Regions from separate parts of the Homo sapiens genome. Here all the other regions are linked to region 1. A link is a contact called in ENCODE Hi-C or POLR2A ChIA-PET data. All regions are on one chromosome and are shown on one strand. Each heading gives the region's core, a stretch centred on a gene start or an enhancer-like site at or near the end of the contact. The rest is flanking DNA. Distances are from core to core; before and after follow the strand shown.

What was found. A loop is a pair of places that touch in the nucleus more often than their neighbours do. ChIA-PET counts read pairs that join two places held with the same protein, here RNA polymerase II (POLR2A). Pooled maps may share reads with other maps.
Region 2: a pooled map shows a loop between it and region 1 (14-fold over the local background). The contact joins the promoter of ITGAV here to the promoter of DNAJC10 in region 1. A Hi-C loop is called at or near these places in 7 of 50 pooled maps.
Region 3: a pooled map shows a loop between it and region 1 (10-fold over the local background). The contact joins the promoter of TTN-AS1 here to the promoter of DNAJC10 in region 1. A Hi-C loop is called at or near these places in 6 of 50 pooled maps.
Region 4: a loop to region 1 is called in a map of B cell, with 7 times the contacts of the local background. The contact joins the promoter of SESTD1 here to the promoter of DNAJC10 in region 1. A Hi-C loop is called at or near these places in 1 of 168 maps with a recorded cell type or tissue (B cell), 1 of 37 single-sample maps with no recorded cell type and 8 of 50 pooled maps. POLR2A ChIA-PET finds 5 or more read pairs at or near these places in 1 of 52 experiments (naive thymus-derived CD4-positive, alpha-beta T cell).

The regions. Positions count from the first base shown.
Region 1 is chr2:182,710,968-182,717,838 of GRCh38, forward strand. DNAJC10 (DnaJ heat shock protein family (Hsp40) member C10) reads left to right here and starts at 5,290. Exons shown (of 24, transcript NM_018981.4): 1 at 5,290-5,516; 2 at 6,049-6,105. LOC101929976 (a long non-coding RNA gene) reads right to left here and starts at 3,643. Exons shown (of 7, transcript XR_427200.3): 1 at 3,194-3,643. It also overlaps a transcript of PDE1A not described here. RefSeq lists enhancers at 4,773-4,922, 4,943-5,012, 5,357-5,961 and a silencer at 5,523-5,682.
Region 2 is chr2:186,584,585-186,591,305 of GRCh38, forward strand. It overlaps ITGAV (integrin subunit alpha V), which reads left to right and starts at 5,472. Exons shown (of 30, transcript NM_002210.5): 1 at 5,472-5,939. The coding sequence starts at 5,755. LOC124906105 (a long non-coding RNA gene) reads right to left here and starts at 5,312. Exons shown (of 2, transcript XR_007087465.1): 1 at 4,406-5,312. RefSeq lists a silencer at 5,535-5,764 and an enhancer at 5,895-5,954.
Region 3 is chr2:178,518,026-178,524,754 of GRCh38, forward strand. TTN-AS1 (TTN antisense RNA 1) reads left to right here and starts at 5,166. Exons shown (of 7, transcript NR_038271.1): 1 at 5,166-5,611. RefSeq lists enhancers at 4,855-5,367, 5,044-5,193.
Region 4 is chr2:179,261,282-179,267,418 of GRCh38, forward strand. It overlaps SESTD1 (SEC14 and spectrin domain containing 1), which reads right to left and starts at 3,551. Exons shown (of 18, transcript NM_178123.5): 1 at 3,218-3,551. RefSeq lists an enhancer at 2,283-2,352 and silencers at 2,681-2,844, 2,953-3,022, 3,033-3,652.

The DNA of each region.
Region 1 (6,871 bases), core at 4,040-6,539:
TCAAACTTTAGCTAAAACAATTATTACAAAATAATCATGCCCTTTCCCATCTTGAATAATTAATACCAAAGCCATGAGAAGAGAGGCTGAGCAGTGTCAGAACCCAACCAGTGTGAGGAGAGTGTTCATATAAGGCAGTGAGGGTGAGTCACTGTGTATTGGAACCCTTTGAGAATGAGATGTGTGTCCCTGCCAGAGAACAGCCTGGAATAGGTTGGAACCTGAGTGGAGTAAACAGAGCATCTGCTCAGGTGAGCAATCCAGTATAAGGTAGCGGGGCAATCACACAGGGGATGATGGGGAGCATCAGCAATAGAAGATTGGTTATGTATACATACTCATTCAGTGATAACGAGAACCAGTTTCCTTACTGTCAGACAGAAGAGCTACATTTATGGAAAGAAAAAACTAAAATAAATCTGACACCTGTGATATTACATTGCAATTGGAAATATTGGTGTAAACTCACAGTTTTATACATATGTAAATGTGGAGGTGTATATGTGTGAGTATGTGTGTATATGTATATACATATACATATATTCTCTACCTTTGTCCACCGAGAAGACCTGGAAGCAACAGCAGCCCCAGATTATGATGAATGCCTAGGACCTAGATCTTGCCATGTAAATACCATTCTTCCAAAGAACCAAGGCTTCTTAGAGAAATGGCTAGTATAATGGCTGAGCCAGGAAAAGTCCTGGATGAGCCTCGAACATCTTATTGTGCACTAAAATAAGCATACCCAAAGAATGGTGGGATTGTCAAAACGACACATAAGCCAGCTTGAAAGAATTCCCACTGGTCCAATCTAGAACTACTTAAACATCTAAATAAATGGTAATAATGGATTTTAACCCATAGAATAAAAAATCCATGAATGCATAATAATATAAATCAATGAATAAATTGGAAGTTTGATGAGGAATAGAATATGTTCATAGAGTCTCAAAGCACCTCCAATAAAGGACTTATTACAAAAGGAGAAATGTAACATTGCCATAGAAAAGCCTCTCAGACATCTCTATAATGAAGCCATCTAAGTTAAAACTACCAACAATGAGACGAATCAAAATTTGCAGCCTGCAATGGATAGACCATAGGGTCAGTTCTGTTAGATTCTTCCCAAATACATAACCTAAATCTAATCGTGAGGAAACATCAGACAAACTGACACAGAAAGACATCTACAAAATAATTGGCCTATATTCTTCACAAGTGTCAAAGTCTTAAAAGTCAAGGAAAAACTGAAGAACTGTTTCCAACTGAGGGAGCCTGAAATATCAGGACACTAAATTGAAACAAGTAGTTGCCAGGTAGATCTTTGTACCGCAAATATGTTATTGGGACAATTGGCAAGACCTAAATGGGGTCTGAGGATTAGATGGTAATAAGATATCAGTGTTAATTTCTGGATTTTGATGATTGTGTTTTGGTTATGAAGGAGAATGTCCTTGTTTGTTAAAAAACATAAACCAGTTTTGGGAGACAACGGGACAAGAAGTTAACAACTTACTCACAAATGGTTGAGGAAACAAAATTACTTGTTCTATACATTTAACATTCTTGTAACTTTGAAATTCTTTTCCATTTTTTTCTTTTTTTTTGAGACGGAGTCTTGCTCTGTTGCCTAAGCTGGAGTGCAGTGGCCTGATCTCTGCTCACTGCAAGCTCCGCCTCTCAGGTTCATGCCATTCTCCTGTCTCAGCCTCCTGAGTAACTGGGACTACAGGAGCCCACCACCACGCCTGGCTAATTTTTTGTATTTTTTGTAGAGATGGGGTTTCACTGTGTTAGCCAGGATGGTCTCAATCTCCTGACCTCGTGATCCGCCTGCCTCAGCCTCCCAAAGTGCTGGGATTACAGGTATGAGCCACCGCGCCTGGCTCAGTTTTTTTAAATTAAATAATTCAATACTGTAATGACATTCCGTTGTTTAAACACTTCTGTGGCTTCCCATTGCTCATAGGAAAAGGCCCAAACTCCTTAAAATAAACTACATCTTGTCCCTGTCTGCTTTTACATTCCCATTTTGTTGACTCTCTCCTTTTGGCTTGCTACATTCTGGTGATCTTTTTGTTCCTTTAACACCCATGCTCTTTTGAAGTACAAGAACTATGCACTTGCTGTTCAATCTGACTATAATATTGCCTAATTTTTTGCCCATATATGTTAAATTTCTTCCTTTTTATTTTTATTTTTGGTGAAACCTTTGGCAAATCTTTGCCCCTAGAGTAGCTCACAACATCACAACACTATGTATTCTTCCTTCATAATTACAGATTTGTTTGAATAATTGATGTGTCCTCTATTATCCTACTTACTGAGGGCAGAGCTATGTCCTTGCTCACCACAGTAACCCTAATGACCTAGCCCAGAGAACAGTAGACTACTTTAATTAATAAATTAAATGTGCACTTTGGGAGGCTGAGGTGGGCAGATCACCTGAGGTCAGGAGTTCGAGACCAGCCTGACCAATATGATGAAACCTCGTCTCTACTAAAAATACAAAAATTATTTAGGTGTGGTGGCATGTGCCTGTAATCCCCACTACTTGGGAGGCTGAGACAGGAGAATTGCTTGAACCTGGGAAGCAGAGATTGCAATGAGCCAAGATCGCACCATTGCACTCCAGCCTGGACAATAAGAACAAAACTCCATCTCAAAAAATACTAAATAAATAAATAAATGAACTGTGTAAGATTATCAATCCATCTGTGCTCTTGACTCCATCCCTCTCATATCTGTGGCCTCTTTCTTTTTTGGCTTCTACTCAGCTTATGAACTTGCTCAAGCCTTTCCAAGCCTAAAGCATTTCCTCTTTGGAATCCACATCCTCTTCTAGTTACATGAGTTTCCTTCCTCTTTTCACCCAAACTCTGAACAGAGTATATGTACTTGCTATTTCCATTTCCTCAGCTCCTAGCCAATCTTTAGTCTACTACAATCTAACTTCCAGCCTTACCATCCACCAAAATTGTGCTTACTAAGGTCCCTATAACCTCCTAATTGCCAGACCTAATTAACAAGTTGCAGTCAGTATCTTATCTGACTCACTCTAACTTCCTTGATGTTTAGTTCCTTTTGCCCATCTCTGATCATCTCTTTTTTACATCCTGTATGGGTTCTTCTTCTTCAGCCTATTTCTCAAATTAATGTTTATTCATTCAAAAAATATTTATGTAGTACCTACCATATAGTAAGAACAGCTGGAGCCATAACAGTAAATAAAATGAACAAAAATCCACCTTCATGAAGCTTAGATTCTTTTTCCGTGTGTGCTTTCATTCTTGATGTTAGAATTCCCCAAGGTTTTAATCCTTGGTCCACAACTTTACTTATTCTGCACACTTTCTTTGGGTGATCTGATGATTTTTCTCCTATTTTTTCTCCAATCTAGACATTACCCATGAGTTTTATGCAGGGTATATTCACTAAGATATGATCTAGGAACCTTGAACTAGATATGTCCAAGTCAGAACCCTTTATCTTTTCCCTAAACAGATCTTCATTCAGTGGGTAGTATTCAGCCATAAGAAGTCAGAAGTTAAACTTAAATCTTTCCTTTATCTCCCATATCCAACCAATCACCATCTCTTACTTTTTTTTTTCCCCCAAGACAGAGTCTTGCTCTGTACCCAGGCTGGTGTGCAGTGGTGTGATCTTGGCTCACTGCAACCTCTGTCTCCCGGGTTCAAGCGATTCTCTTGACTCCCGAGTAGCTGGGATTATAGGGGTGTGCCACCATGCCCGGCTTATTTTTGTATTTTTAGTAGAGATGGGATTTCACCACGTTGGCCAGGCTGGTCTCGACCTCTTGACCTCAAGTGATCCACCCGCCTCAGCCCCTCAAAGTTCTGCGATTACAAGCGTGAGCCACCACACCCGGCCCACCACCTCTTAAAGCATTTACCCTATTTGTCTAACATTCTCCTGTTCTTTCTCCAGTTTTGTATGCTTTGCATCCTCTCTCCAATAGCTGCCAGGATGATCTAAAATACAATCTCAGTCTCTTTTTTAAAAGCTTCCTCATCACCTAAGAGATAGAAATCTATGTCTTCATCTTGGTATAAAAACCTGTCTGTGATCTGGTCCCTGCTTCATCTTCCAGTTTTCTGTTTGTTTTTCAATTTACTTTAAGATTTTGTTACAGTGTGTAACAAAATGGTTACACACTGTGTCATAATGCTTAACATCATAGTCTCTGAAGCCAGGTTGCTTAGATGTGAATCCTAGCTCTCAAATATTTGCCTCAGTTTCCTCAAATGGGAAATAGATATAGGAGCCACTATCTTGTAAGATTATTTGGAGGACTAAATGAGTTACTACATGTGTGCTTAGACCAGTTCCTGAGACATATTAACTACTATTACATCAGGCTGCTTCTAATGTTTGCCTTTGTTCATTCTACTTCCTCTTCTTTCCTACCAAGTATTAGCTTAGCCATAGATCCTGTGTAGTTTTCCAAGTTTTTAGAAGCTGACACTTGATTTACTCCCCGAAACTGTTACCAATCACAACTTATTTCATGTTAGGGTTGATGTTATAAGCAGGTATCCTCTAGGCTCGGTTTTCTCTTTTAAATATAGAAAATGTAGTAAATATAACCACTTCAATTGTTATATTGCTGTGGGACAAAATGCAGTTCCTGTACCATAGCAGTAGGAGATCAAGGTAAGAGAGAACAACGATAACTCCCCAGTTTCTAGCTTGTATGACTCAGAATCCAGAAAATATTGTAGAAGTCTCAAATGCTTGTTGATACACACGCTTACACAAAATTGTAAATGTTTTAATTTCCTTCAAGTTTCCTACTGCCTCTTCAGTCCGCTAGCCTGATACTGCAATCAGTGTCGCTTCAGGCAACTTCTCCTTTCTCCGCCAAATTTCGCCTTTCGGTCTCACCCACCCATCACCCAGACAAATCCTCCAAAGCTCCGTCTTCCCTTTAAAAGACTCTCAGGGAACTCAACCCCAAAACCCACCCTCTGGGTTTCCCCGTCACCCTGGCAACGGAAGCAGGAAGAGGCGGGCTTCGCCATCCACCCTCCCCGCCCGCGGCAGGCGCCGGCCGCATTGGTGAGGGGGCGCGGGCTGCTTGGCCAGGGCAGTTCCCTCAGCTCCGGGTTGGAGCCGGAGCCGGAGCCGGATCCCGCGCACACCGCCACGTCAACCTAAACCTACACCGCCCTCTCCACCCCACCGCCGCAGCGCCCGCTGGGCCCGCAGCGGGTCTCCCCAGGCAGCGTCCTCCACGCCTTTCCCACAATGCTCCGCGCCAGGCCCCGCCCCGGCTCGCCGTGGAGACCGGCGCGTGAGGAACCTACCGGTACCGGCCGCGCGCTGGTAGTCGCCGGTGTGGCTGCACCTCACCAATCCCGTGCGCCGCGGCTGGGCCGTCGGAGAGTGCGTGTGCTTCTCTCCTGCACGCGGTGCTTGGGCTCGGCCAGGCGGGGTCCGCCGCCAGGGTTTGAGGATGGGGGAGTAGCTACAGGAAGCGACCCCGCGATGGCAAGGTGGGCATGGGCCCGGGGCTAGGGCTTTGCTGGAGCCGGTGGTGGCCTGGGCCCTCCGGTCAGGGAGGGGCGGAATGGCTGAGCGCCTGAACCTCCCTTCCTGTGCGCTCTTAAGACCTGGATATTGTGTTCTCGCTCCCCACCTTCCTCCTCCCTGTTATTCACACCACCCTTCCTCTGCCCAGCGATTCCCTCTCAGTTACTTACACTTTCTCCCTAAGTCCGACCTGAGACTTCAGACACCAGCAACACTTAACAGCCCTGTTCCCCCGTGTCTTCATCTTTACCCCTCTCCCCTCTCCCACTCTGCAGTGATGGCAATGCGAAAGCTTGCGCCTTGCATTTACCTGGCGCTTCCACCTGCCCGGTAGCTCGGGCCACGGGCAGTTCGGCCACACCCACGCTGAGAACAACCCCTGGGCGAGAAACATCTTATCCCAAAGTGTTGATTGAGACTATGCCCTCTCTTTTTCTGATGGTTGTTTTCTTGTTTGGATACTTGTTAATCTCTACATCATTATATTTTTCAAAGGTATATTTTTGTGGAATGAAAAGGAAGTATTAGAAATGAGCTGAAGACCATTCACAGGTAAAGAGAAAAATTTTTAAATATACATTTAGGATTAAATGAAAAACAGAAATGAGGTGCGAGGAGCGTTAGATTTTTCAAAGCATTACGATCTCTTTGGAACTAAAATATAGTGGTTGAAATGTGATATGATGAAGTAATGATTGTTTTTGCCCTGCAGAGAGTATGTCTAAATAACCGATTCCCTTCTCTTTTTGTGTTTTGTTTCTACTTACACCAAACATGAACTTTGCAATAAAATTACACTGGTAACTTACAATTGTTTTTCTACTATTTTTAAAAAATGGCCTCTACTTAAATTCAGTATAAGCACCTTCTGAGGAAACTCCGGGAAGAAGATCGACTGCTGTGTAGATTGTCTATTATAACAATATATTTCACTGTCATTTCTGGTAGGGTTATATGAGAAGTAAAAAACCCTATGTTTCCTTCTAGTCCCTCCCAAGGACATTTCCTACAAGTGAATTCTGCTGAAAATGAAAATTAGACAGCTTTAGGAGGTAAAGAAGTAGCTAAAAGGAAGAGGTATTACAGGCAACGCTATAACTGGGTAGAAAGAGGAAGCACCTGTAGCTCATTGCCACCTTTGTGTTCTGATGCTCGTCAGAGGTCTTTTCTCAGTGTATAAATTGCTGAGGGTGTGTGTGCAAGCTACTTACTACCACTCATGACCTTTTTTCTGCTATCTTCAGTGATTTCACAAATCTAGCTACATGGATGTAGAAAGAGTGAAAAATAGAACCTGGGGCATTCACACTGATTTGCC
Region 2 (6,721 bases), core at 4,222-6,721, 3.9 Mb after region 1:
AGATAAGTTTGAAAAAGGAGTCTTATGGAAATAGGACCACAAGGAAGGTGCTCAATAAATGTATAACTCCAGGTGGAAATACGACTGGATATTTAAAATGTAAGTTTGACTCTAGTAGAAACAATAAGTTTTAATATATATTTATGACATATATATGTATATGTATACATATATGTATACAGAGATAGCAAGAGAGAGACAGAGTATTGCTCTATTGCCTAGGCTGGAGTGCAGTGATGTGATCACAGTTCACTGTAACCTCAAGCTTCTGGGCTCAAGTGATCCTCCTGCCTCAGCCTCCCAAGTTTGTAGAAATGGGGTCTCGTTATGTTGCCCTGGCTGGTCTCAAACATTTGGCCTCATGCCATCCTCTTGTCATGGCTTCCTAGAGTGTTGTGATTACATGCATGATCTTCCTTGCTTGGCCAATGTATGTTTTCTTAATCTACTCATTAACTTTCTCTTCACACTTGAATTTATATAGTGATGTCACTGAGCTCTTGCTATGCTGCCCAGGCTGGTCTCAATCTCCTGGGCTCAGGTGATCCCCCCACTTCAACCTTGCAAAGAACTGGAAATATGTTAGTTATTATTAAGTCTCTGGACAATGGAATTAATTTCTAAGGTCCTGTAAGCTCCGAGAATACAAAGACAGTAAGGTATGGTTCCCAATGAGTCTTCCTAGGAGACATGGGTTTTTGCTATGCTGCCCAGGCTGGTCCCAGTCTCCTGGGCTCAGGTGATTCTCCCACTTCAGCCTTGCAAAACAGTGGGGATATGTTAGTTATTATTAAGTTCGTGGACAATGGAATTAATTCCTAAGGTCTGTAAGCTCTGAGGATACAAAGACAATAAGGTGTAGTTCCTAAGAGAAGTCTTTCTTGGAGACAGGCTGACGCCTAATACAAGCAATGAAAGAAGAATAGGAAACAGCCACTTTAAGGACATTGTGTATGTTTGTATATAACAGAAGGATGGAGGCTTGTGGAAAATGGTTACAGGCAGAACTAATGTTGCCCAGGAAGATGGAGCCCTTTGAGCAAAGATAGCACTCTGGAGAAAAGTTAAGTTATTTAATATGGCTAAAGCTCCTTTGTGAGGTGGGAAGTGTTAAGAAATGAGAGTTGAGAGCATGACAATGCATAAGATCACCCTGAGGAGAACTGCAGTGATTCAAGAACAGAGACTTAGGGAATCCTAGCATTGAAGGGGTAGTTTAGGAAACATGGCCCAGAAAGGTAACAAGTTTACTGCCTGCCTTCTCTTCTTTCCCATTCACCCAAAGAGCAGAAGTGCTGGCCAGAATCTTTTCTGATACAGATCAGATAGGAAAGGGCAGCACTGGGAGTGGAAGTGGTTATGGGGGTGAAGAGAGAACAAGTCAGTCTCCCTAATAAACAGCCAAGAGAGGAGTGACAGGAGTGAGTTAGACAAGCAAACAGCAACAAAAATTCCAGGGCAGGGTTTAGTGGGTTAAAGTCTCCAGAGAAATTGAGAGTAGAAGAAGCAGATTTCTGAAGTTCCCATGGGTTATTAACTGAATCTCCTTTGAGGTTCTTTGAGAGAGATAAAATTTGAAATTCCTCTTAAATTATGGACTAAGTTCCTTTGTTTGCAGAGACAGAGCTGCGTGAAGCCCTGGTTTGATTATGGTTATTGAAGGACCTGTTGGACAGACACTAGGGGAACTAAGAGAGTGAAATAATAGTCATAAAAATTTACGGCAGGAGAATTGCTTGAACCCAGGACGCGGAGGTTGCAGTGAGCTGACATGGCGCCACTGCACTCCAGCCTGGTGACAGAGTGACACTTTGTTTCAAAAAAAAAAATTTATTATTGCTACCATGCTAAACTATTAGTCTTAAAAGTATTAATGGCAACAAGAACTGTTCAATTCTAAGAGATAGACATAGTATTACTCCCCTTTCCCTTTCATAGATAAGAAAACTGAGGCACAGATTGGTTGGATTGATTTCCCCAGGGTCATACAACTAGTAGTTGGCAAAGCCAGGAATGGAACCCAGGTGCTTTATTTTACAGAAACCACTGGAATCAAGATTTTTACTAAAGTATAGGGTAGTAGAGGATAAAATTCAAAGTACAAATTCTTTTTACTATCTAATATTTTATTTTCTAAGAAAAGGATTATATTCAATGAATACTTAATGTATACACAGAAGTTCTCCTTTTAAGTTGGAAAACTGTTATAATGTAGTTCAAAGAGTAGTGTCATGGGGGTAGGGGAGGGGCACCACCATTCTTTCGTAGACTAAAACATTCTTTTCTCTGTCCCATGCACATAGTACCAGGTGCAATGTGGATTTTGAATCAGCACTAGCTGAATTGACATGTTCTACAATACAATTTGCAAGGCACTGTGTGAGTGGCTGCTCGAGCATGGTCACACAAAGAGATGCCTGCATTTATAACCCCAAGTTTCTAAAGCCACTGGGTTAGTCTGCTTCATAGTTTCCTAATTGAAATGTATGTTTGCTTTTTTTTGTTGTTAGACAGTCTCGCTCTGTCACCCAGGCTGGAGCACAGTGGCCCACAATACCACAATATCTCGGCTCACTGTAGCCTCTGCCTTCCGGGTTCAAGCAATTCTCCTGCCTCAGTCTCCTGAGTAGCTGAGATTACAGGCACACACCACCATGCCTGGCTACTGTTTTTTCTTTTTTGAGATGGAGTCTCATTCTGTCATCCAGGCTGAAGTGCAGTGGCACGATCTTGGCTCACTGAAACCTCTGCTTCCCAGGTTCAAGTGATTCTCCTGCCTCAGCCTCCCAAGTAGCTGGGATTACAGGTGCCTGCCACTGCACCCAGCTAATTTTTGTATTTTTAGTAGAGATAGGCTTTCACCATCTTGGCCAGGCTGGTCTTGAACTCCTGACATCGTGATCCACCCACTTTGGACTCCCAAAGTGCTGGGATTACAGGTGTGAGTGAGCCACTGCGCCCGGCCAATTTTTGTATTTTTAGTAGAGACGGGGTTTCACTGTGTTGGCCAGGCTGGTCTTGAACTCCTGACCTCAGGTGATCCACCCACCTCGGCCTCCCAAAATGCTGGGATTACAGGCATGAGCCACAGTGCCTGGACTATTTGCTTTTTTAAAAAAAACAAATTCCTTGATTTTCAAGACTGCTCATTCAAAATAAACTCATAAAGAATGGCTCAACAGTAAGTGCTTTCAGTAAGTTGTAGCCCTATTTGGGGGTGTGTTGTTCACCCAAGTTTTGGTGGGTGTACATGTGTTGTCATTTCGTGGGCTTCTTCTTTTCCCTGGTCCTCTCACATTTCTTCACTCCACCTTGGTCTGTCGGACCCCTGTCCTGCGATCAGAAGTTGAGGAGTGGGAGACTTACTGGATCTAGCCAGAGTTTAAACTCTTCTGTCTTCCTTACCTGGATGGATTTCCAGGTAGACTGGTTGTCATGTTTTTAAGATATAAAAGACCCTTTGGGTTTATGCATACATATCAATAGCCTCTTTGGTGTATTAGGAAAGAAGGTGAGAAATAAGCTGTATTTGCATTTATGTGTAAGGATTTGTGTAGGATTTCTTCTCTCAATCAGTAATTTCTTTCAGGCAGATGCTAGACCATGCCTTGTAAAACATGCCAAAGGTTTTGCTGCATATCTTTTAGTCAAATTTAAAAATGGAAATATTTAATGCATTTTTTTTTTGAGATGGAGTCTCACTCTGTGGCCCAGGCTGGAGTGCAGTGGCACCATCTCAGCTTACTGCAGCCTCCGCCTTCCGGGTTCAAGCAATTCTCCTGCCTCAGCCTCCTGAGTAGCTGGGACTGCAGGCGCATGCCGCCACGCCCGGCTAATTTTTTGTATTTTAGTAGAGACGGGATTTCACTGTGTTGCCCAGGCTGGTCTCGAACTCCCGAGCTCAGGCAATTTGCCGGCCTCAGCCTCCCAAAGTGCTAGGACTACAGGCATGAGCCACCTCGCCCGGCCTTTTTTTTTTTTAAACACAGGGTCTTGTTCTGTCACTCAGGCTGGAGTGCAGTGGCAGGCTCATGACTTATCATAACCTGGAACTCCTGAGCCTAAGCGATCTATCTACCTGCCTTAGCCTCCGGCATAGCTGGGACTACAGGCATGCACCACACTCCCAGCTAATTTTTAAATTTTTGTAGAGATGAGGTCTCCCTATGTTCCCCTGGAACTCCCGGTCTCAAGCAATCCTCCTGCCTCAGTCTCCCAAAGTGCTGAGATTGCCAGCATGAGCACCTGGACCTGGTCCAATAAATATTACAAATTCGAATTAGGCATTTCACTTTCATTTATATACATATCCTTTCACAGGATTATTTGATAGTTATTAATGTATATTATGATTGAGTTTTAATAGTTACTTTGGGAAAACAGAAATTACTGTTCCAGTACTTACTTGTAAGTTGTAAGTCCACACAATGCACTTAAACTTCACCTTGTTCAACAGATTCTGTAGCACATGAAACACTTGAAATATGGAAGAGTCACTTCTCTGGGCACTTTGCTCATTTCGTCTGCTATTCATTCACTGATTGGACATTTTATTGATCGACTACTATCTGCTTGGCAAGGTGCTAGAAATAAGAACACTAAGAAAAAGGTCAAGGTTCCTGTCCTCAAGGCCCTCTCTCTCAGTCCAGTGTTGTCAAGGCTTGATGAAACACACCAGTGGCAAACAAGCACGCGGGGCCTTATTTCACCGGTGTGCGGTCCTTCTTCCAGCTCTGAAATTATGTCTATCCAAACATCCTAAATCAACAAATCAGTGTTTCTAAATCATACAACCGCAGCTAACAAACTGGGAATAAGGCTTCGATTATTCTGACTTGATTTAAAACGATCACTGCCAATTCTTTGCCCTGCGAATCCTTTCTTTGACTACTAAGTTAAGCTTTACATACCTCACTTGCAAGAGGCTATGCTGGCTTTCTGGAAATCCGTAATTAAGTTCAGTGTTTGTGGAATGGAGTGTAATTAACGACCATTAATTAACAGGGTTTCGTTCGTGAGAGCCTGCCAGGCTAAGCAGCAGAAACACGAGAAACTGATAAAAAGCTTTCCTCATTTTTAAACAACAGTCGCACGGAAGTTCCCGGCGGGACAAGGGAACGTGGGTGCCCTTGCTACTCCCGTGGACGCGGGTAGATTGGGACGCTGGACCGTATCTCCCCGCCCCCGCCCCCACGCCTCCTCAGGTGCTCAGCCTGAGGCCTTCGTCCAGGAGCGCTGCCGCTGACCCAGGCTCAGGAGCTGGGGGCCCCTGCACAGACGCCCAGGTCTCGGGACAGGCGGCGACTGCACTCACGGAAGTACGCTGAGCTCTCCCCTGTAGAAGGGCGCCTCTCCTCCCCCACTTCCTCCTCCAGCTCCACAGCAGCCTCCCGGGCCGGCTCCTCCTCCTTCCAGGTCTCCTCCCAGTGCCGCCGCGGCTCTCAGGCCTGAGGTGCGGCGCTCACCCCGGCAGTCCCCAGCCTCAGACGCTGCGTGGAGCGGCGGAGCCGGAGGGAAGCAAAGGACCGTCTGCGCTGCTGTCCCCGCCCCGCGCGCTCTGCGCCCCTCGTCCCTGGCGGTCGCTCCGAAGCTCAGCCCTCTTGCCTGCCCCGGAGCTGTCCCGGGCTAGCCGAGAAGAGAGCGGCCGGCAAGTTTGGGCGCGCGCAGGCGGCGGGCCGCGGGCACTGGGCGCCTCGCTGGGGCGGGGGGAGGTGGCTACCGCTCCCGGCTTGGCGTCCCGCGCGCACTTCGGCGATGGCTTTTCCGCCGCGGCGACGGCTGCGCCTCGGTCCCCGCGGCCTCCCGCTTCTTCTCTCGGGACTCCTGCTACCTCTGTGCCGCGCCTTCAACCTAGACGTGGACAGTCCTGCCGAGTACTCTGGCCCCGAGGGAAGTTACTTCGGCTTCGCCGTGGATTTCTTCGTGCCCAGCGCGTCTTCGTAAGTGGCCGCACTTGGAACTGGAGCCGGCCCCCTCCCCCACCGCGCGCACCCACCCAGCGTTTCTCCATTGGGATTGATTTCCGAGAGATCCCGGCGTCTGTCTGTCTCACCCATCCTACCTCTCAGAGTGGTTTATATCCTGGGTGGAGGAAATATTTGGGGAAATGAACTCCCTTTGGTACCCATCACCCAGTTACACCCCGCTTCTCACCTCTTAAAATTGGTTAGGGGCAGCGGGAGAGCTTTGAAGCAGACCTGTGCTTAAAAATCGGGGAAAGTGGGAAATCAACAAAGGCTGGTCTTGCCGGACTCCCCGCCTCCTGTGCCAGTGTCGAGGATTTGGTCAATATCATCCCCGAACTTCTTTTTCTCCTCTACCAGTTAGGCTTCTTGGTAGCCTTTTTCTGCTTTACAGGCTTAACGCCCGTCCTTTTCAGTCTCCCTAAACAAGCCCTCCCCCACTCTTTCCGCCTCTGTCTGATTCTGTTTCTCCTTACTCCTTTTGCAGACATTCTGATGACTTAAAATGACCATACTGTCCTATTGAATTCATTGTGTCTTATCTCTGGGACTGTCAGACATTTGCACATTTGAGGTTGAACAGATGAATTGAATGTGTCATCTGTTCTTTTTATAGTGATTCACTATTTAGGTCATTGTTCAGAAGGAACAAGGGTGTTTGCTGAGTTTTCACTCGCTGCAGGTCATTTGAATACTGCAGTATTTAATAATTCAGTTATGTTTTCAAGTTGCCAACGTTCCGCGTTGCAAGGGCCGTC
Region 3 (6,729 bases), core at 3,916-6,415, 4.2 Mb before region 1:
ACCTTTCTTATAGTGGCTACAATCCCGTATCTTAAATATTTCAAGAACTCTCAGTCTGCTTCCCTCTGTCTCAACCCCTACCAAGAAATAGGCAGATTATTTTGCTAGGATGCTTTCTTCCTGCAATGATTGAACGATTCTTTTGTGTGAATACTATAGGGTCCAGTAGTGTAGTTTCTGGGAAGCTCTCCCATTGCTGTCCCTTCACGTGACACGCTGGGTCAGGTAAGCACCCTATTTCCTGACTATATTTCAGATGCCAGTTAAGGGTTCAGCATCTCTGGCCTGAGCTTTCTGAGAAGAGGAATTCCCTACACTAGAAATGAAGGACTTTTTTTACAGGAAGCAACCTGATGGCATTTTGCTGTTGACCCTGCCCTGGAACTACAATGATTCTCAAAGTGGAAAAGAGCCCTCTTCTCCCTAATCAAGCACTCTCTTGCCTGCTCACCCTCCAGCAGGTTTGGTTCTTGGTGTTTTGAAGGGGTGGAAAGACAACACTGATAAACAGAGACCTGGCCTCTAGTTCCAGCTCTGTTGCTAACCATGTGACTCTGGGCATGTTATTCAAAGACCTGGATCTCAATATTCTCCATTTTGAGCTTTCTTTCTGGGGTCTCATTCTCTTCCCCTTAGTGGTCCTTTAGGTTTTTAGGACAGAGCATCTCAGCCTCCCACCTGGTCTTGGCCTCATGGGCCTGGTGGTGTCCCTTCTCTTTGGCTTCTTTGGGTTGTGGCAGGGATATGGAAGTGAAGGGGAAACAGCTGGCCTGCCTTATGCATGTGGGCCGAATTTCTTGGCAAGTTGGAGAACGAGGAATACCTGTGTCCCTCATCTGACCAAAAGCTAAAAGTTGATTATGGTGGTCTCAGAAGTGGCAGCTGACAACAAAAAGCTGCATTCATTCATGTGCTACATCCCTTCATAAGGCTGAGACCGGTGTCTGACAGAGGCCCCTCAACATCGCTGGAGACTTCTATAACTCAGGGAATTCGTATCTATTGCATATAGCAAGAAGTATTCATCCTTGAGGCTCTGCTGGTTCAGGAACCACAAGGTTCATTGGCAGCAGCCTCTCCTGGATGCAGAAGGAAAGGAAATTCTGAGCATCGAGCCTTTGTAGGGTTTCAAAAATGGAGTTCATCACTGCCTCTTTTTAGGGGGAACTATGTGTAGGTATTTCTCAGGTGGCTTAGACATCCCAAGGAACAGAGTTGGGGAAATACTGACCCAGAGATACCAAAAAGCACAAAACCAAACTCTCACTTTTTATAATTTCAAATAAAAACCCACGGGCCAATCTATTTTCACAAATCCTATCTATCTAGTCTGCTGCCTCGTAGACACATGTAGGACAGCATTTCTTAAACTTTTAAAGCCACTGGCATCTTTGTAAATGAAACCTAAAAAATATACATAGACACAGTCTCAGGGAACCTTGTGGATCACTAACAATCTCAGGATAAGCATGAGTTTCATGTTTGGAATCCCGACCTTTAGGCCACACTATCTTTTGCAGAGAATTCTTACAAGATTGAGAAGCATTGGCATAGCTGCCCATTCCTCTTACCTGCTTTCCATCTCTTCTTAAAATAGAGCAGGAGTGAATGGGTATCATCTCCATCGGCTGTATTCTTGACACGGCATCCTCAGCGGAACTTGGTTTGCTGGGCAGGACTCTTCTACCTCTTCACTGCCAATGCCATAGCAGTGGCCTTTGTCACTTAAAAGGTTTTGGGCAGTAAGGTGTCCTCCTATATCCATCCCTTGCTGCCACTTTTCCTATGCCTGGGAAGTCTAACAGATTGGCTTCATTGACATGCACCCCCAAGTCCCATGAAAATCTTAGGAAAGACCTTTCCACGATTGCCTATAACCTCCCAGGGCTATAATTAAAAGGGACATCATGGGTTAGAAATTTGGTGGTAGGTGAAGTCTTCCTGTGAGTGGAATTCTATAGGCGGAAATAAGCTCTTTGATGTAGAAAGCAAACAAATGTCATAGCTTTCTCAGAACAGCTAAAGACTTGGTAAAAATAAAATTTTATCAAGTCTCTAGTTGACTTAAATCTCTTTAGTGATTCCCTTACCTCTTAGGGAAAAGCCCAAACTCTATTATATGGTATATGAGGCCTTCTGCAAGGTGGCCTTGCCTCTTGCACCCAGCCCTTCAAAGGTTGTTCCACTATAATCTTTTTTCTACTAAATTTAAAAAAAATTTTCTTTAAACTTTTTTGGATGTATTGTGCCATCCTTTGCCCCTAGGTCTCTGCAGGTGCAAAGGTCCTCTGCCTGGAAAGTGAGGCCTGCCCCTTCTTATCCCATATTTTAGGTTGCAGCTTTTGCCTGTTTGCCCCTTTCTCTGACTGGATAAGATGCCTCAGCAATGTGCTCCCAAACACTCCAGATTTCTTTGATCATAGCACTTAACTTCATTTCTTAGAGGATATTCAGTTGCCTCTTCAACCAAGATCTATTCCTTTCCACATCTTCAGTGTTTCCACCTCATATAGCCTGTCTCAACCTGCATTATGCATAGCACCAATGAAAAGCAAATTCTGTCTTCAAATAAATTTGGGGAACACTGTGTCACCTCCTGGAAACATAATTCATAGCTCATAAAAGACTGAGAAATCCTGTATAGAGAAGAAAAATTACCCAAATTCTAAGTTTATTAGGCTGTGGAACAGTTTTTCCACAACATCTTGAAGAGCAGAGTTTGGGAAACATTGACCCAGAGGTACCAAAATGCATAAAGGCAAGTTTTCATATTTTATAACCTTAGAATAAAAACCCATGGGCCAGTCTATTTTCAAAAGTCCTACTTAAGTAGCAGTCACTATTTTCTCCTATTACAAGGAAATGACTTTCTCTACCTGAATTTCTCAAAATTACGTTTGGGGCAGAGTAAACAAAACTGAAAATTACTTTTTCTTTCTGGAGCACGATCATAAAACAATCTTCTTGAATCAGTCACCATGGAGATATCAATTTAACCTGTTATTTTATGGGCTGTTTCTGGTTTAACAACCTCTATGGTTCATCGTTTCTGGTTTAACAACCTCTATGGTTCATCTACATAATCAGCTACTATTGGATAGAGAAAAAATCTGTCTTTTCAGAAATTCCCTCAGAACACTTACTATAAAGAGGTGCTGTTCCATGTCCGCCACATCTAGGGTGACAGGTTGGATTATGTCCCTCCCTAAGAGATGTTGGACTCATAACCTCAAGTACCTCAGGATGCGAACTTATTTGGTGATAGGCTTTATAGAGGTAATTAAGTTGAAGTGGAGTAACTAGGATGAGCCTCAGTAGTATGACTGGTATCCTAAAATGGAGAAATTTGGACACAGACATGCAGGAAAAATGTCGTGTGAACATGAAAATAGCCATCTACAGAAAAGGAGAGAGGCTTAGGAGAGATTCTTCCCTCAGAGTTCTCAGAAGGAACCAACCCTGCCAACACCCTGATTTTGGACTTCCAACCTCCAGAGCTGCGAGACAATACATTTCTGTTGTGTCTGCCACTCGATTTATGGTACTTTGTTCCAGCAGTGCTAGAAAATGAATACACTAGTCCCCTCTGATCTGTGGTTTCACTTTCTGCTGTTTCTGTTACCCATAGTACAGTACAATAAGATATATAGAGACAGAGAGATCACATTCATAAAACTTTTATTATAGTACATTGTTATATTCTATTATTGTTGTTAATCTCTTACTGTGCCTAATTTGCCTAATTTATAAATTAAACTTTTTCATAGGTATGCGTATTAGTCCATTTTCACGCTGCTGATAAAGACATACCTGAGACTGTGTCATTTATAAAGAAAAGAGGTTTAATTGACTCACAGTTCCACGTGGCTGGGAAGGCCTCACAATCATGGCGAAGGCAAGGAGGAGCAAGTCACATCTTACGTGGTGTCAGGGAAGAGAGAAATGAGAACCAAACAAAAGGGGTTTCCCCTTATAAAACCGTCAGATCTTGTAAGACTTATTCACTACCATGATAACAGTATGGGGGAAACGGCTCCCATGATTCAATTATCTCCTACCAGGTCCCTCTCACAAGGTGGAAATTATGCGAGCTACAATTCAAGATGAGATTTGAGTGAGGACACAGCCAAACCGTATCAGCATGTACGTATAAGAAAAATCATGGCCAGGCGTGGTGGCTCACGCCTGTAATCCCAACACTTTGGGAGGCCGAGGTGGGCAGATCACGAGGTCAGGAGATCCAGACCATCCTGGCTAACAAGGTGAAACTCTGTCTCTACTAAAAACAAAAAATTAGCCTGGCGTGGTGGCAGGCGCCTGTAGTCCCAGCTACTTGGGAGGCTGAGGCCAGAGAATGGCGTGAACCCGGGAGGCGGAGCTTGCAGTGAGCCGAGATTGCGCCACTGCACTCCAGCCTGGGTGACGAGTGAGACTCCGTCTCAAAAAAAAAAAAAAAAAAAAAAAAGGAAAAATCATAGTATTTGTAGGATTCAGTACTATCCACAGTTTCAGGATTCCACTGGGGGATCTTGGGACAGGTTGCCCAAGAATAAAGGTGGCCTGCCGTACATCTAATGAGTACCAGTGAGACCTAGGCTAGGTCCCCTCTAAAGTGCTGCTTCTCTAGTCCCTAGCTTCAATATTCTGTACTGTGGTCCCTAACAGAATAATGATTGCTGGTATTTATTGGGTGCTCTGCTAAGCGCTGTTCTGAGTTTTACAAGTAGTAACTTGTCTAATCGTCACAATAATACTGTGAGGTTGCTGCTGTTATTCTCATTTTATGGACGAGAATGTCAAAGAATGGAGAAGTTGGGTAACCTGCCCCAGGTGAAGTAAGTTAGTAAACAGCAGTTCCTAGATTTGAGCGGGGCCCTCAGGGTTTTGAATGCAGACATGTAATTGCAACATGATTCGGCTGATCATGTAGCCAGGGTGTGGGGTTTATAAAATAGACGTGAATAAAAAAAAGGGGCAGGATGACAGTGAAGCTTGCTCATGGGTTTTGTGGAGGGCGTAGATTGGAACCAAAAAGCACGCCTCGGCTTGGTGCTCCCTGTCGCCCTCTGTTGACATGGGGAGAGAAGAGCGGGTCTGACTCGGAAATGACGCCATAATGCTGAGGAACCACTCCTGGCGTTGCGGAAGGTGGGGTGTGGGGCCGGAAGACCCTCCCCCCGCGTCTTCAGAGGAGCGCTGTTTCTGGAGGAGTTAGGGGAAGGAGGCTGCCTGGTAAGCCAGGAAAGGGGCTTCTGGCCGTTCTGTTGGAGCGCCTCTGACTGACTTCCCCCATGTGTCCGTGTGGCCACACCGTGCTACTTTCAGAGGCAGTGGGCTTTTCGCTAAGGGATAAAAAGAAGTAAAACCTTGCCTTTAGCGCAGCTCTCCTTCACTGGGCAGATTGCTCTCCCTCCCCACTCTCCCAGGCCCAAATTGGATCTCAGCGCCTGGGAGCTCCAACTTTAGCAAGTGCGAAATCCTGTCTTCGGTTTTGGAATTTTCATCCGCACAGACTATATCAGCCACGGATAGGATATGTGAGAATACCAGCATGTCAAGGCTGGGAATCATCCTTAGGCATCACCTAGCCAGTCCTGCCTCTCATTTTAAGGTAAGAATAGGCATTTAACATTGTAAGATGATGTAGTGGGTTCTGTTGGCATCACTTAGATGCCCAGGAAATGTGTATTCTTCCATCGATTTCTCGATTGTTCACTGTTTGGCTGCGTTAGTCCACGGAGAATTGTCCTGGCCAACAGGCACCCCTCTTCACTTGGGAAGGTTTATTTCCCTCTTCCATCCCTCCTCAGCCCCTCAGCTTATAGCCTGTAGCCATTGACTGGTTGGTAAGGGGGTACAAAATGTCAGCCCCCTTGCTCCTAGATGGAACCAACTCTGTGGTACGATTGAAGCTCCCTGTGAGATCTGGCTGAGGCTTCTGCTGAGACCACATTCGTGCTCAGCTTGCTTCCTCTGCCCTATCTGCTGGCTGCCCCATTCCCTTTTTCCCTGAGAGTAATAATCCCTCAAAGAATTTCTGAGACAAGAATCCCCGTCTCAGGCTCTGCTTTTAGGGAATCTGACTTAAGACGGAAAACTTGCTGAATAAATTAATGAAGACCCAGGATTTTTCTCTGGAGAATGAAAACTGACAGTACATTTGCTTCAGCTTTGGTCACCTGTACCTACATTAAGGAGGTGAATTTAGGCAAATAACATCATAGGCTTATAATTATGATTAACAAATTGAAGTGGACAAATACAGATATTTTTGGCATTATTTTATTACCAAGTCTAGATCAGTTGTTTAAAAAGCATAGTAGAATGACACTATTTAAAATAGTGTCAGTCTTCCATATACTGTCATTCTACCATGCTTTTAAAACAACTGATCTAGACTTGGGAATAAAATAGTTCTTTAGTTCTGAGGTCCTTTATTTGTTCTGTCTCAATTTGGAGCTGCAGTAGCCAATATGGACTCAGATTCACAACTGATCATTTTCCCTGAAGTTGTCCTTTTCCGTTCACTATGCTCTTTGAGGGACAGTATCTATACCGTGTTAATCATCTTTGTATTGTTCCCTGTGGTGTTTAGCACAAAAGATTGTGAATTGTAGATGTTCAAAATCCATCAAAGATATTGAATCACAGCTGATTCCGAGTTGAATCAGCTCTCCTAAAAATATTTTTCTTGATATATTTAGAAGATAAACTTTTGGGGATAAATAT
Region 4 (6,137 bases), core at 2,301-4,800, 3.5 Mb before region 1:
TATTTTTCCCTCACTTTGTCACTAATCAACCAGACATTCACAAACACAATTTAATTTCTGTATGCCTCATTGAGTGCAGGAAGTAGAGTCAGAAGACCTGAGTTTACACTCAGACCTTGCCTCTTATTAACTGTAAGGTTAAAAAAACAAGCAAATGATTAAACAACTTTGCACTTTAGTTTCCTGGCAGTAAAATAGGAATAAACCTACCTTACAGCATCATTTAAAACATTAAATGAGAAAATTATATACAAATGGCCAATAAAAACATGATAAGATGAAATACAAATGAAAATCACAATGCGATATCACTTCACAGCCACTAGGATGGCTATCATCAAAAAGACAAACATTAACAAGTGTTGGCAAGGATGTGGAGAAAATGGAACCCTCATTGCTACATTGCTATAACCCTACATTGCTAGAAGGAATGTAACCCTTCTAGCAATGTAGAAGGGTTACCCTAGAAAATGGAACCCTACATTGCTAGAAGGAATGTAAAACAGTGCAGCAGCTATGGAAAACAGTCAAGCAGTTCCTCAGAAAGTAAACAGAATTACCATATAACCCAGCAATTACACATCTAGGTATACATCCAAGAAAATTGAAAGCATATATACCATACAAAAACTTGTAAATGAGTATCCACAACATTATTTATTATGGCCAAAAAGTAGAAACAACCCAAATGCCCATCAGTTGAAGATTGGATAAACAAAATGTGGCATAGCCATATAACAAAATAATATTCTGCCATAAAAGGAATGAAATATTGATACATGGTATAATATGAATAAACCCTGAAAGCATTATGTTAAGTGAAAGACACTAAAGGCCACATATTATGATTCTATTCACATGCAATGTCCAAAATAGGCAAATCCATAGAGACATAAAGTAAATTAGTGGTTGTCAAATATGGGGAAGGGGGAATAGTAACAAAAGCTACCAGGTACAAGGTTCTTTTTAGGGTAATAACGTTCTTGGATTAGTGCCGACATTTGCATAATTTTGTGAATATATTAAAACTACTGAATTGCATACTTTAAAAAAGTGAATTCTATGGCATATGAATTATATCTCAAAGAAAACTATTATAAAAATTTAAGTCTCTGCTTTTTTTTCTTTTGAGACAAAGTCTGGCTGTCACCCAGGATGGAATGCAGTGGTCCAATCATGGCTCACTTCTCTGCTTGCTACTTTTTATTAGTAAATATTCTACTTTCCTCAAGAGGTTGCTCATGTTGCTTGTAACAGCTTTAAAAGATCTTTGAAGTTAGCTACTATACAGATGAATGGTATTTTTAGTAAAGTAAAACTACTATAACAGAGAAACTTTCTAAAAATCGGATTAGTTTGGTACAATTTCATTTTTTCAAAAGAAATGTCATTAATACCAAGTTCATTTTTAGAGAGTGGAAAAGCTTCAACAAGTCCTTATAAAAATACATTTTTTAAAAAGGTCAAAATGCAATACTTTGTTTTCTTAATTATTGGACATTTCATTTTCAGATATATCATTAGTAGATTACCTGTTTAAAATGTCATTAAATGCCTAGCAATGAATTAAAACCCAAGTAGATGCAACTTTGTGACCTCTACTTACAACTTTCTACATTCTGCATTCTGTTGTCAGATTCCTAGTCCATCACTAGCTCCTAATCTCTTACATCAATTATTCCATTCAATTCTTATTCACAGGGGCTAAAATGTTTGGTAAATGCAATCAATTCATTTTTCTAATGCTGGGGAAAAACTAGAGTGGGCCCAATTTTTAAGGTTAAATTTAGTCCAGAATGTTTGAATAAATATTCAACAAAACGATTTCCTGGAATTTGGAACATAAAAACAGCCTATAGAGTTGTGAAATGCTTTCTAGGTCCTTGGGGAATTTTTTCACGTATTTAGTCATGGGGCAAAGTATTACGTATAAAAGCTTCCTGGTCCTAGAACAAAGACGTATTTTACTGCTCAAAGCTAAAGGAATTAGTATTGTTAAACTAAAATAGCATACCAATGAAACCAGCTAGGTATTGGCATAACTTAACCAAGGTATGTAACCAAAGATAAATTGTACCTTATTATGCATTCTTCCTTGGGAGGAAAAATTCTCACATTAATAAGATTTAGCCAGCCAAAACAGAAAAAGTATATAGATATATGTGTGTCTGTGTATGTAGGTATGTATAAGGATTAGGATTTTGAGTGGCAATTTAAATTTGACGGTTTGCCAAGCTATGCTGGGATACATAGTGGGCATGCTTGACACAAGCAAAACGTGAAGTAAGAGACGACCTGTCAAACAGCTGCTATCTAGTTACTCCCTCGGCAGCACTCCCAACTTCTCCCGCGATGTCTGTGTGTAAGAGAAAGATGTCAAAGCACCAAGAAAACCACGGGGGCTGTCAGAGCAACAGCCAAGTCCAAACCGTGCATCCCAGGGTGAAATCCCACCCGTACCCTCAAGAGCTGGTCAGACTGCGGCTCTTTTCTAATATGAGTCTACCTAAAATAGAAAAATAAACACAACCACAGACCCTGGCCAACCCTCTCTCTCCTCCCCTTTGTGACTCTCCCAAACGCTGGAGGGATGTTAACCTCTGGCAGGCCCGTGGAAGCCAAGCCCCGCGACCTGAGGAGGCGTCCAGGAGCCTCGGCGCAGCCCTGGGGCCTCGAGCCCGTGTCCTCCACCCACCCGACAGGGCCGGTCACCGGTCACACAAAGGAGCCAGTCGCGGGCGCTGGACGCGGGACTCGCCCGAGAGCAGGGAGCCACATCTGGTTCCTGCACGCTGGCAAAAGAGACCCGCTGGAAAATAAGGACTAACGCCCAAACCTGTTGCACAATTCGGGTCCCTTTCACCCAGAAATGAACAAGGGCGCTCAGGAACGGAAAAGCGCGCGGCCCGGTCTCTGCGGGCCGCGGCCGCACCCGGCAGACGGCGCGGAGGCAAAGGCGGCCCGCAGGGCTCCCACCTCCGGCGCTTTGTCTGTGGCGGCAAGGCGGTGGGGGCGGTCGGGGCGTTGGGAGCAGAGGCGGTGGCGGGGCGGGGGCGCCCCTCCTTCACTGCGTAGCCCCTCCGCCCCGCGGCCCGCGCAGGGGAAGAAAGCCGGGCCCGCTACCGCCGCCGCCGCCGACTGCACCGGCCCAAGCCGGCCACCCGGCCGCGGGGCCTGCGCGCTTCTCCCGCCCGGGCCGAGCGGCGGCCACACTCACCTGGCTGGCGCTGACGCTAGCGGCCGGCGGCTCCGGGGCGTTGGGGAAGACAGGGGAACGCTAGCGAGGTGCGGGCGGAGGCGGAGGGCGCGGCGGGAGGAAGGCGGGCTGGGGGCGGAGCGGGCCCGGGCGGCGGCGGCAGCAGCGGCGACGGCTGCGGCTCCAGTCACTCGCGGCAAATCGCGTCCCGGCCCCTCCGTGCGTCAGGCGGGGAGCGGGGGTGCGGGTGGCCCGGCGACCTCTCGGCACCCGCGGCCCGAGCCGCGTCCGCGCGACCCCGCGCGCGCCCGGGTGACGGCGGTACAGCAACCCGCCCGGCGCGGGAAGGAGGAAGGAGGCGGGGCGGGGCGGGGCGTCCAACCGGGCCTGGGGCTGAGGGCTGGGCGCGAGTGGGACTCTGGCGCTCCGGACGGACCCTGCCGTCCCCACCCCTAGCCGAGGCCCAGGCTCCCCAGGCGGGAGGCAGTCTTGGAGAGTGGAAGGGTACCTAGATCTGGAGTCAGAAGTCTGGGCTTAAGAGAGGGTCCGTTACTTGACACCCTGGCAGGTCATTTATTTCCTCTGGCCTCATGCTGGAGTTCGAAGGTTCGAGTACAAAGTCTCCAAGAGCTGCTCCCAAGTACTCACTGCCAAGCGGTGGTGTGGCTGAAGGATGAAGGCAGATGAAAGGGAAAGGGTTGCGGTGAGGAAGGGCTGGATTCAGGGCATTTGTTTTGCTTTGAGGATCTTTCCACTGGACAGTCCAAAATTAATCCACAATGGGGCTCCCTGATAATGGCTACTTCCCCATTTTTACCAACCTAGTTATTTTTCTCCAAGTATACTGACTTAAGAGTCCTTGTTTTCATTTTATTGCGCAAATCATTTGTATGTCATTTCCTGAATTCAGTTCAAAAGAGTCATCAGCAAATTCACACCAGATCAGAGCAGCTGTGTGGTCCCAATTTCAAGACTTCCATATTATTCACTCAGCCACTCACTTCAGTATCACCTAATTCCGTTGATAAAATCTTCCTATTCCAACAACTAAGCAACCAAATTTCTCTCCACTAAAGTTTTCTGACTTAAAATCCCGTGGATTAATTCTTCCTCTTAATTCTGTGAATATCAGTCTGTCTCCATGACTTCCACCTCTTTGCCACTCTAGGTCAAGCCTTTAACTTCACTGCTGCTTCAGTTCCATATAACTGCCAGAGAGAATGCTCCAAAAAGACAGAGCTAAGCATGAAACGTCCCTCTTTAAAATCATTCAAAGTCTCTCCACCTGGTTGAATCAGGTTCAAACTCATTACCATGGTTTACAAAGCCATTTAAAATCTGATCTATTGACCTCCTTGGCTCCAGCTTCAACTCCTAATATATCTACGTATCACACAAATTCAACAGACTTTGTCTTTGTGCCCTTGTAGTTTTCCCCCACCTGAAATCCATCCCTCATTTAACCAGTTGAACTCCTATTGTCCTTCAAGATAATGAAGATAATGCATCCCTTCCTCCTTGGAATCTTCCCTGACATCATCTCCTTTCACCACATCTGTATCCTTACCCCACACATTTACAATGAATTAAATACTCTTTTTCTCTCTGCTTTCATAAAATCGTCTATCTACAGTATTCCCTATGATAATCTTTAATACTTGCTTTTTTCCTGTTGCTTTGCTTGGTGGCCTTTTCTTCCTAGACTGTGTGTTCCTTAAAAGGACAGGGATTTTGTCTAGTTCATTTTTTTTGCTCCCCAGAACATAGCACAGTGCTCAGCACAAAAAAGGTTCTCTTTAACTGTTTGCTGAAGCGTTGAAATAATTTTCCATCCCAACAAATAGATGTTGAGCATCTACTCAACGAAAAGAAAATACAGGGAAGTCCACAGTCCCAGCCTTTTTTAGCCTTCCGTGGTATTCTGTTTTTCCCTTCTCTACTATGTGGCATTCTCTGCTTATCATTTTAAACTCTCTCCAACTACCATTCACATTCTTTGCTTATCCTAGTAAAACAAGAGCATGCCAAGCAATCCATTATAATAATTCACAAAATATCCCTGCCCTTCCTCTTTACATACTTCTGGTTCCACATTGTATTACCTAGGTGTTAGATAAGAGGTAACTGCTATAATGGAAAAAACATTAAACTATAAATTCAGAGAATGAAATTTGGATGCTACGTTTTCCAATAACTACTGAATGAACTTAGCTCAATCACTTATAGTCATGAGGCTTTACTTCTGGAGTTTCTTTGGCTCTATGATTAGCATTTGTTTTTAATATTTTATTATAAAAGTAAATATATATATGCTAGATCCTTGCAATGTAGCTATCCAGCATATGTTTGAACTCCAAGTGATAGGAAACCATTCATGACCTCACAACAGTTTTCATTTTTAAACAGTCCTGCTAGTTTCTATGTTCAACTAAAATCTGTCTCTGTATACATTTGGTAAGTAGCTACAGTATTGGTAGAAACACCACTGGACTTAGACTCCAAAGAAGTTGGTCAAATCCTGGGCTTATAACTTCCTAATTGTGTGACCTTAGAAAAGCACAAAACTGCTCCAAGTATGAGTTTGCTCCATTCTAAAAGGAGAAAATGATAATAATAGCACCTTAAATCATTATTGTAAATATGAATGCAATGCGTATGAATGTGTCCAGTGAGTCTGAACCTAGTACTAACATTGTTTAATACAGAACAGCATGGTTCCCCCCCATATGCAGCCTTGTAAACATTTGAAGTCAGCAGTCACAATGTGTGCCTTCTCCACCCACTTTTTATTCACATCTCATTCGTCTCCATACGCATTTATCTAAACATTCTCCAGTGTCTCTTAAAATGTGGCACCTAGAACTGAATACAATATTCCAAGTATAAAGGAAGGAGTAGAGGAGTACAATTTTCTGCATCCTAATGAAGATATTTCAAAATT